Regions from separate parts of the Mus musculus genome. Here region 2 is linked to region 1. Evidence: chromatin loops called from intact Hi-C (ENCODE). Cell type or tissue: gastrocnemius. All regions are shown on one strand. Each heading gives the region's core, and the rest is flanking DNA. Links, peaks and the distances in the headings are about the cores only.

Evidence for each region. A loop is a pair of places that touch in the nucleus more often than their neighbours do. Peaks named below come from ENCODE experiments on the same cell type or tissue, not always from the same donor. Only the 100,000 strongest peaks of a DNase experiment are listed, where the experiment ranks them.
Region 2: it touches region 1 in a loop (2.6-fold over the local background); 5 of 42 quality-filtered maps call a loop at or near these places.

Annotation. Positions count from the first base shown.
Region 1 is chr10:45,332,927-45,337,662 of GRCm38, reverse strand. It overlaps Bves (blood vessel epicardial substance), which reads right to left and starts at 1,928. Exons shown (of 8, transcript NM_024285.3): 1 at 1,782-1,928. In gastrocnemius, for the core only: a CTCF peak has its summit at 2,149 (motif pointing left); DNase peaks (open chromatin) are centred at 848, 1,771, 1,992 and 2,656; H3K4me3 peaks cover 1,975 bases; H3K27ac peaks cover 1,743 bases.
Region 2 is chr10:45,287,074-45,291,809 of GRCm38, reverse strand. It overlaps Popdc3 (popeye domain containing 3), which reads right to left and starts at 2,505. Exons shown (of 4, transcript NM_024286.1): 1 at 2,235-2,505. Gm15934 (predicted gene 15934) reads left to right here and starts at 2,394. Exons shown (of 2, transcript NR_155869.1): 1 at 2,394-2,587; 2 at 4,177-4,499. In gastrocnemius, for the core only: no CTCF peak of the experiment used is centred there; DNase peaks (open chromatin) are centred at 2,146 and 2,435; H3K4me3 peaks cover 2,413 bases; H3K27ac peaks cover 2,323 bases.

The DNA of each region.
Region 1 (4,736 bases), core at 744-3,243:
ATAAAAATACAAGCTTATCACGATGGGCTGGTTCCAAGAACCCTAAAATGAGTGTGAGTGTCACGCCTGCCTCCTGTTGCCATGGCTACCCAATGTCCTGTGGGAGGCAGGGATAATCCGTACACTCCCAAGACCCTATAGATAATGTCACTGGGGAAGAGCCTAAGGAGATGAGCCTGAAACATAACACATATGTAAAAATCATTTTTCAATCATACTTTCCTGCATTTGATCAGCTTCTATACCACAAGCCAGCCAATGTTGCCTCTCTTTTTAATCTGTGCCTCAATCCCAACCCCAGCCCCAACCCCATCCCTGCCCCTAGGACTAGAGACAGCTTTACTACAGGGTCTTAAAAACTCAGTCGAAACTGGGCAGTGGTGGCACACGCCTTTAATCCCAGCACTTAGGAGGCAGAGGCAGATATATTTCTGAGTTTTGAGGCCAGCCTGGTCTACAGAGAGAGTCAGGGCTACACAGAAAACCCCTAAAAACAAAACAAAACAACAACAACAAAAAAACTCAGTCGGGTTGTGATGTTCAAAAGCAGATTTTTGTACTAAATTAATCGACACAAACACCCCCTCATATTTCGCCTATGCTACCTCCTAATCTGCTATAGTTCACTTTTAGGTTTTAGAAGTGGCATTAAAAGCTTACATTTCTGGTCAAAGGAAATTGGCAAGGAAAACTATTATTTTCCTCAAAACCAGAAAATATTAATAGCTATTAAAATGCATTACATGTGTTTATTTCTACAGTGGTGTACGGGTGCATAAGTCAGAGGACAGCTTGCTGGAGACTCTCCCCTTCCACTTCGCGGGTCCTGGGGATACAACCCAGGTTGCCAGGCGTGCTGGCATGTACCTTCACGGCCTGAGCTCTTTCACCGGCCCTAAATGGCCAGGTTTAAATGCAGGCATATTGTAGAACATACTTTGCTACGCTACACTTATTAAAGATACGCAAATGTTATATGCAGCTGTAGATATATAGTTACATATATTGCTGTGAAATGCTTCTTACCTGTCATAAATCAGTTCAATTTTTTTTCGCTATCCAATGACTTAGTCTAACGGCCTGCTTAATCACTTCTTAATAGGTTTAAGTGGCCTACACTGAACTGCCCTTATACGAATAATGAATGATGATCTAATGAAGAAGGTTAGATTACTGGATGAATTTGTAAACTGTCAAAATCAGAACGTCATCTTTCTCATCAGATCCTCCACGTCTAATTCCCCAAATTACTCACTGTAGTAAAAGCGTGCCCATCTACTGGTTTTCAAATAGGCATCTGCAGGTCTACATACCTGACCGAGGAAGCAAGCTAGCACATTAAACCTTGACCAAATTAGAAAAAAAAAAAAAAAAAAAAAAAAAAAAAAAAAAAAAAAAGAAGAAGATGAATAGCGATGAGCAAAAACCTTTTGAGGAGACGCGCAATTCACTGATATTTTCCCGGACTCTCCGCGCACCTCCGGGCGGCTCGGGGCGACGGTTTTGTGGGATCCGTCTGGCAGCCACCCGTTTCTCTAGGACGCGGGCGGGTGGCGAGGACCCGTGGCTCCCACTGCTCCCCCACCCGGGACCCGCTCGCCCTGCTCTCACAGCAGTGTCAGCGTCCACAGCTCCGCGGCCCCCCGCTGTCCCGCCGAGGGACCGGGGCGCGGGCAGGCGAAGGGCGGCTGCAAGGACGACGCGGGACGCGGGCGCATCGCAAGTTGCTCGGCCGCTCCGTGCCCAACTTTCCCGCGCGATCGCGCGCTCTGGCTCCTTACCTTGCGCGTCCCGGGGCCCGGGGGCGGCGGCGCGCGCAAAGTTTGCGACGGCGGCGGCGGCGGCGAGCGGCGGTGGCTGGACGGGCTCGCGGCGGGTCCCCAGGCAGCGCGGCCCCGGCCCGCTCCCCGTTCGCGGAGGCTTTGACTAAAATAGGCATCCCGGCGGCCGGCTGGGGCGCACGGCGCACGCGCCGCCCGAGGTCGCCCCCGCGGGCGGAGCCCCGCTCCCCGCAGACCCGCTGCCTGGCCCACCGCGTGCGCGCGCCCGCTCCCGCGCTTCCTTGTTTGGGCATGAGTGGGGACACGCGCGGACGCGGGTCGCCCCCCGCTGGAAAGGGCAGGGGAGTGAGGACAGACCCCTCGGAGAGTTGCCCGAGGCTCGGAGGGCGCTGTTGCTCCGAGACACCTGATAGCCCAGCCAGATCCCACCTACAAGCTAGCAGGCTGGATTTCAAAGGAGCGAGGTTAAATGCTTACATTTAGGACCAGAAATTGAGAAAAAATAGGATATGGACATATTCTTCAATCAGTATTTATACTGGACATGGTATACCGGACCAGATAAGAAATGCAAGAAAGTTCACAGTAATGAAAAATCGGTGGGATGAAGTTTATAGGACAAATAGAAAGGTTAAATGGACATCCGATAACCACCAAGTGTCCTCTGTGTGACAGAGAACGCAGTCCTGTGGGATCAAAGATCAAAACAGAACCCCCGCTATGTCAGGATGCGTATAGAGTACCCCCGAGGTGCACATTGGTCCAATCTGCCTAGTAGAGAGCACGCCTGCTATTCCAGAGCCAAGTAGTATAGACCAAGTTGCAATCTGTCTGCTCCAGTTGGCTCTGGGGCATTCCCCACAGGCCCCTGTGTTGATGGCTTGGCTTGGTCCCAGCATTATTGAACCTTTAAAATCTTTAAAGAGGAGTTGGCTCAGTAGTAAAGTGCTTACCAGCGAGAAGCCTGAGTTTTCAGTTCCACAACGCAGGATGCAACAGCCTAAAACCTGTTATCCCAGTGTATCCATGGGGACAGGGGAGAGTCCCTGGGAACTTCAGTGGCAGGGCAGGAAAAGTAAGTCTCAAAGAAGGTGGATGGCAGGAGATCACAGTGGCGGTTTTCCTCTTTCCTCCACCTCAAGAGAGCCTGCTCTCAAATCTCTCCCTCCCCCCATCTCACCTTCATGCCCATGCTCTCCCCACGCGCTCTCCTCTTTCCCCCTCTTCCTCTCTTCATGAGTGTATGTCCCAGGGCATGCAGAGGGACCATCAGTCTTGTCTTGTGAGTCTCGCATTAACCTGAAAGTTCCCGGTTAAGCTAGTCTAGCGGACCAGGGAGCCTCAAGGAACCTGCCTGTCACACCCTCACCAGTTTGGGATTACAAACTGAACCTCCACATCCGACTTTTTAACATGGATTTGGGGGATCAAACTTCTGTCTTCATTCTTGTGCAGCAAGGACTTTACTAACTGAACCATGTCTCCAGCCCCTTAGGGTTGTGTTGAGAGCTGAATTTCATCACACCCGCAAAGGTTTTAGAATGGTGTTAATGCAGATTCTGGGTGTTTTATCGCTAACTATTCAGTCTGTTAATTTCTAGATGTTCTGTCTGCCATTTTGGCTCCCACAATTAAATACATTCGAGGTATGGGTGTGGATCGCTGTAAATAAAAGGTTTCCCTGTGTGGCTGTTTGTTCATTGGGGGATGGCTCATTATATGAGATCTGGAATTAGCCTATATTCTAACCACAGAACAGTGAGTAAATTTTAGAACACTCTTGTTCTAGATTGCTACTAAAATAATTCATAGGACTTGAGAAATGAAGGTTTGGCCATTAAAATGCTTGCTGTACAAGCAAGAGGATTAAAGTTCTGACCCCTTAATCCTGGGAGGATGCCCCCTCTAAGTCCATCATCAAGAAAGCAGAGATAGGGGTTCCCCAGAGCAAGCCATCCAGTAAGACTAGCCGTATGGGAAAGCTCTGGGTTTTACCCTCTAATTTTGAAAGATTTATTTATTATTTTTATTTGTGCATGTGTATATTTTTGCTTTAGTCTATACAAATCATTACAGGAGCCCTCGGAGACTAATGGGTGTCATATCCCCTGGTGTCTTAGTTAGGGTTTCCATTGCTGTGAAGAGACACCATGACTAAAGCAACTATTATAAAGGCAAACATTTAATTGGGGCTGGCTTACAGTTTCAGAGGTTCAGTTCATTATCATTACGGTGGGAAGCATGGTAGCATGCAGGCAGACATGGTGCTAGAAGAGCTGAGAGTTCTACACCTTGATCCACGGGCAGCAGCAGGAAACTCCCTTCTGCACTGGGCAGAACCTGAGCATCAGAGTTCTCAAAGCCTACCTACACAATGACACACTTGCCCCAGCAAGACCACACTTGTTCCAACAAGGCCACATCTCCTAATAATGCCACTTTCCATGGGTCAAGCATATTCAAGCCACCACAGCTAGAACTGGCATCATAAGGAGTTATAAGCTGCCTTGTAGTTCTGGGAACCAAACATGGGTCCTCTTTACTGAAGCCATCACTTTAGCTTGGAGCTCTGGGGTTTGATTGAGAGATCCTGCCTCAAAAAGTAAGATGGAAGAGCCTCAGGAATTAGTCTTCCTGAGATCAACCTCAGGCCTTCACTGTCATGTGTGCACATGCACACAAGTGCATATATATGCACACAAATGTAATAATGCCTACTGGATATATAGGACAGTGGTTAGCAGACTATGGCCCCAGGACAATATTTACTTGTGGCTGGCTTACAGGTTCAGAGGTTCAGTCCATCATCATCAAGGTGGGAGCATGGCAGCATCCAGGCAGGCATGGTGCAGGAAGAGCTGAGAATTCTACATCTTATTCTGAAGACAAACAGAAGACTGGCTTCCAGGCAGCTAGGACAGGGGTCTTAAAGCCCATGCTCACAGCGACACACCT
Region 2 (4,736 bases), core at 1,048-3,547, 46 kb after region 1:
AAAAAAAAAAAAAAAAACAAAAACAAAAACAAAACAAAAAAACAAACAAACAAACAACAAAAAAAAAAAAAACGGACCCTTCTAAGAACTTGTATTAGAGAGTATCTGCTCTCAGGTCCCAGAGACTCCCCTATAAGCTCAGGAAGTTGCTGGTTCTCTCCTGACAGTATTCCACACCCCTTTCCTTGATAGTCCTATCCTGGCCAATCTCAGTGTGACAGCCTCAGGGGGTTATTTCTGTTAAAGAACACAAAGTAACAAGTCACTGTAGATCTGTGTGAATTAGCCCTGGATCCTCCTGGCTGGAGGGGGAGTCCCTAGGCTGGAGAAGGAGTCCCTGGGCTGGAGAAGGACTCCCTGGGCTGGAGGAGGACTCTCCACAGTTATACTGCAGGAGATTTAACCCATCTCCTGGCTGGAGGAGGACTCCCTGGGCTGGAGGAGGACTCCCTGGGCTGGAGGAGGCCTCCCCATGGTTATACTGTAGGTGATTTAACCCATCTCCTGGCTGGAGGAGGACTCCCTGGGCTGGAGGAGGACTCTCCATGGTTGTACTCCAGGTGATTTAATCCATCAAGTTCTAGTTATTTATTTTAGTTAATACCAATAATAATTTTTCCATTAACATATTTTACCCAATTTCTATACTTAGATAAAGGAGGATTTTTCCCTCTTTCCTTTAAAAAATGTAATTAGTAATTTAATATGTTCCTCTTTTCCACAGGTAAATTCAATCAAACTCTGTATCACTCATAACCCTAGCTGAACAGTATAATTACAAAAAAAAAAAAAAAAACCCTCAACAGGTTTGCATATCCATCATAGACATTTTCCAAAGCAGTTTTGAAATCTGCTTTGTTACACATCATAGCGAATGCTTCCAGATTCTCCTGGTCAGAAAGAGCAGACAGAGGGGCTGTAGCTGTCCACGTGAGCCTTGAAGATTGTACTCTGGGATCTTGGCTTCCTGTGACATCAACAGCATAGAACGAACGAAAGCATTCTCAAGCACAGGCTACACAATGATTCAGCTATTTTGAAAAACTAATTGGATTAATAAGCTTAACTATTGAATGCCTCCTGTTTAACCATAAAGTTTTGACAACAGAGAATGCTTTAGATTTCAGTTTGGCTTAGTATCTCAAACTATTGAAGACCACACACAGATTTTCCAGGACAGAAGAACCTCGGGTTATTTGGAAACTGGAACCAATTAATCCCTTTATTTTTGCAAATGGGGAAACTGAGGTCCATTTTTTTTGTTTGTGTCTATAGCTCTGTTGCTGTTGTTTTCTACCATGAAGGACAACACCTAATTACTGTACTAGCTTAGAATAAATATTTCGTGCAATAGATTTTAGAATTAAAAAATGAGCAGGGAAACAAAATAGTCACAAAAGGCAACAACAACAGGCACCAATAATACTTTTTCCAAGGCTGTCACTAAGTTTAATTGCACTTTTGCAAGCGTGCAAATTGAAACAGAAACATCAGGAGGGTGGGTAATTTTGTTATTTTTGATTCAATTTTCTTTTAAAAGTGGGATTCTAAACCTACTTTCCATTAATTTATTAAATGTTTATCCTTTTAGTATTTTTTTCTTTTTCTTTTTTTCTTTTTCACTTTCCCCAGATGTTACCTGGCTGAAATTTCTCCCCCTCGATCTTTGTACTGCATTTTGACACTGTCTTTGATCCTTTCCTACAATACAGACTCTCAAAACTAAACCGCTAAAACCAATCTTGATGATGAGATGACATGTGGGGTGTATAAATGTCGTTCTTTCTCTGGCAAGGGGATCTCCAAGTACAGAAAGCAGGTCAGAGTCTAGCTGCCCTTTGACCCCAGCACCTACCACACGCCCTAACTGCACAGACCCCAGTTGGGGTCTTAGTCTTGGAAAGGAAAGTGTTACAGGGCATGACTCGCCCATGGTGAAACGCACACCTGCCAGGGCCCCAGGATCTGCTTTTCCTCTCGAAATATTTTCCTTGGGGCACCAGGTGCCTAGGGCGCCGCGAAGGTTCTGGAGCACTGGTCTGGCAGCTTCGTTGGGGGGAGGACCGCTCGCTCTCCCGCGATCCCTAGGGGAGCTGCAAGCCACGCGGCGCGCACCGGGCTCCAGGGCGCGCACAGAGGGGACGCGCAACGGGGGTCTGAGCCTTTCCCCGTTCCCGGTCCGGGCAGCCCTGCGAAGTTGCTGGGCTGCCACTCCCGCGCGGCTCTCAGCTTACCTTCCCGGCCTTCACGACGCTCCCGATGGAGCCCGTAGAACTTTCCAGCCGAGTGAGCAGTGGCAGGCGGCTCTGGTGACTCGAAAACCCACGGTCCGAACCGCTCTCGCCCCGCTGCCCGCCCGCACCCGCCGGGATCCCGGACGCGTCCTCCCGCGCCCGCTCAAGCAGGGCGCAGCCGATCAGAGCCGCTCCCAGCGGCGGGGACGGGCTCGGGCGCGCGCTCCGAGGCAGGCGGGCAGCCAGCGGGTGCCAGCAGGGTGCGGAACTCGCGAGGCTCTAAGTTGGTAAAGACTCATGGTAACCAGTCTTCGGCCCAGACCCTGGGCTACCCTTGGTGGAGAGTGATGGAGGTGAGCACCAGCACGGGAAGCAACTATCTGCCTTCTCACCCGGCCACAGACAAGAAAAATCACCAGAGAGGTGTGGGATATATATGTGTACTGGGCAGAAAAGGGGCAGTGTTTATTTGTGAGTAAATAGGTTGGTTAAAGGGGGAAAAAAAAGATAAAGGACATAGATCATAAAAGACAAAACACAAATGCCACATAAGTTCAAATAATAGGAAAAAGGGGGGGAGGGGCAATTTAAAGCAAGTGTCACATGCATTTTTGCCTCTATGAGGTTTTTATTTTCTTCAGTAGACCAAACTACGTGGTAACTGTGAATAAATACGGGCATGACCTTTCCAAGTCGTGTTTGAGGAGGTTTTTACTGTAGATACTAGCGGGAGTATAGCCCGAGGCATCTGAAAGAGTCTAGAACAGGGAGAGTTTGTAGAACACTGAATATGAGCCACAGACTGAACCAGGCCATGCGAAGGTGGCACATGGGGTGGGGGTGAGGAAGAGAAGAAGAGAAGACAGAGAAGACGTAGATAAAGATCGCGGAGAGCTAAAAGCCAAGAGAAGGAACGACCAAAATGTCAGGATCCTGTAGGAACACGCAGCTGGGCGAAGGAAAGCAGGGGTAAAGAAGTTTAGGGTGGAGGGTGGGGTGAGAAGAGCTGAGACTAGCCAGGATGCTAGCAGGTACTTGCAAGGTGGAGACAGTGCTTTGATATGCTAATAGCACCGCAGTTAACTCTGAGTTTCCTTTGGACCTGACCAAAGGAGGAAAAATGAGACACACAACTTAAAGATTTCAGTGCCATCCTTTTTGCTGATTTTCATTTTATATAACCATTCTGGTAGAGATGACTCCAAGAAGGACATTTTTTTTTCTCGTGTTTTTTATTTGTTTTATTAGGTAATTTATTTTATTAGTTAGTTAATTTGTTTATTTGTTTGTTTGTTTGATTGATTTAGTAGTTACTTTGTTTGTTTGTTTGTTTGCTTGCTTTCTTGTTTTGAGACTGGGTCCCTCCACACAGCCCTGGCTGTTCTGAAACTCACTATATGGTTTAGACTGGCCACAAACTCAAAGGGATCCACCTGCCTCTGCCTCTCTGCCTCTGCCTCTCTGCCTCTGCCTCTGCCTCTGCCTCTGCCTCTGCCTCTGCCTCTGCCTCTGCCTCTGCCTCTGCCTCTGCCTCTGCCTCTGCCTCTGCCTCTGCCTCTGCCTCTGCCTCTGCCTCTGCCTCTGCCTCTGCCTCTGCCTCTGCCTCTGCCTCTGCCTCTGCCTCTGCCTCTGCCTCTGCCTCTGCCTCTGCCTCTGCCTCTGCCTCTGCCTCCCCAGTGCTGGGATTCAAGGAGTGTACATCACACTCAGCTCATTTTTCTAGTTTTAAAAACATGTATTATCACTGTTTATGTGTCTGCTGTGCAGAGGGGACTGGAGGACAGAGGACAACTTTGTGTAAGAGGTTCCTCTTATTCCACCTTTTCATGGGTTCTGCGGATCCAACGTGGATCATCAAGCTTGGCCATCTGGGCCAATCTGGGCCATCTTTTTGGTCCCCATGACAAACATTATTTATTGAGTAATCGGAATCCGTTTTAAGCCTCAGAACGACCACGAAACCAAGACTAGAGATGACAAGAACAAAGGCCAAGCATCCCAGTTTCTGTACCATGGACGGCTGGAAACCATTTGACTTCCCGGCCTTTGTTCCCACTCACCACTTTGGAATTTGCTCCAGTGTTCAAATTTATCTGGAGAAAAGAAAGAAGGCTAGAGAAGTAAGAAAGCCATGAAAGTTTATGTCAGATGCATTCTGGATTTGTGCTCGATTGTATGAGCGTCCTGTGTTTGAAATTGCTGGGATTATATTCATAATGTTAAGTTTGAAAGCTTAGAAGCAATAAAGTTATGCTGTGTGACAGATTCTGGTGGCTACTATGTTCTATGTTTCTTCTGGAGTGCAGGTGGGACCTGCTGTTAGAATAAGCGGCACAATCCTGGAGGTCCACCACGCTGCCGGACTCCCGTAGGAAGTTTTATTGGTAGAGGAGCCTCCAAGGGGATGAGAGGGAAAAAGAGAAAAGGGGGCTGTGGCTTGGAGTACAGGTCTTTTGTTTGTTTGTTTGTTTGTTTGTTTTTCAAGACAGGGTTTCTCTGTGT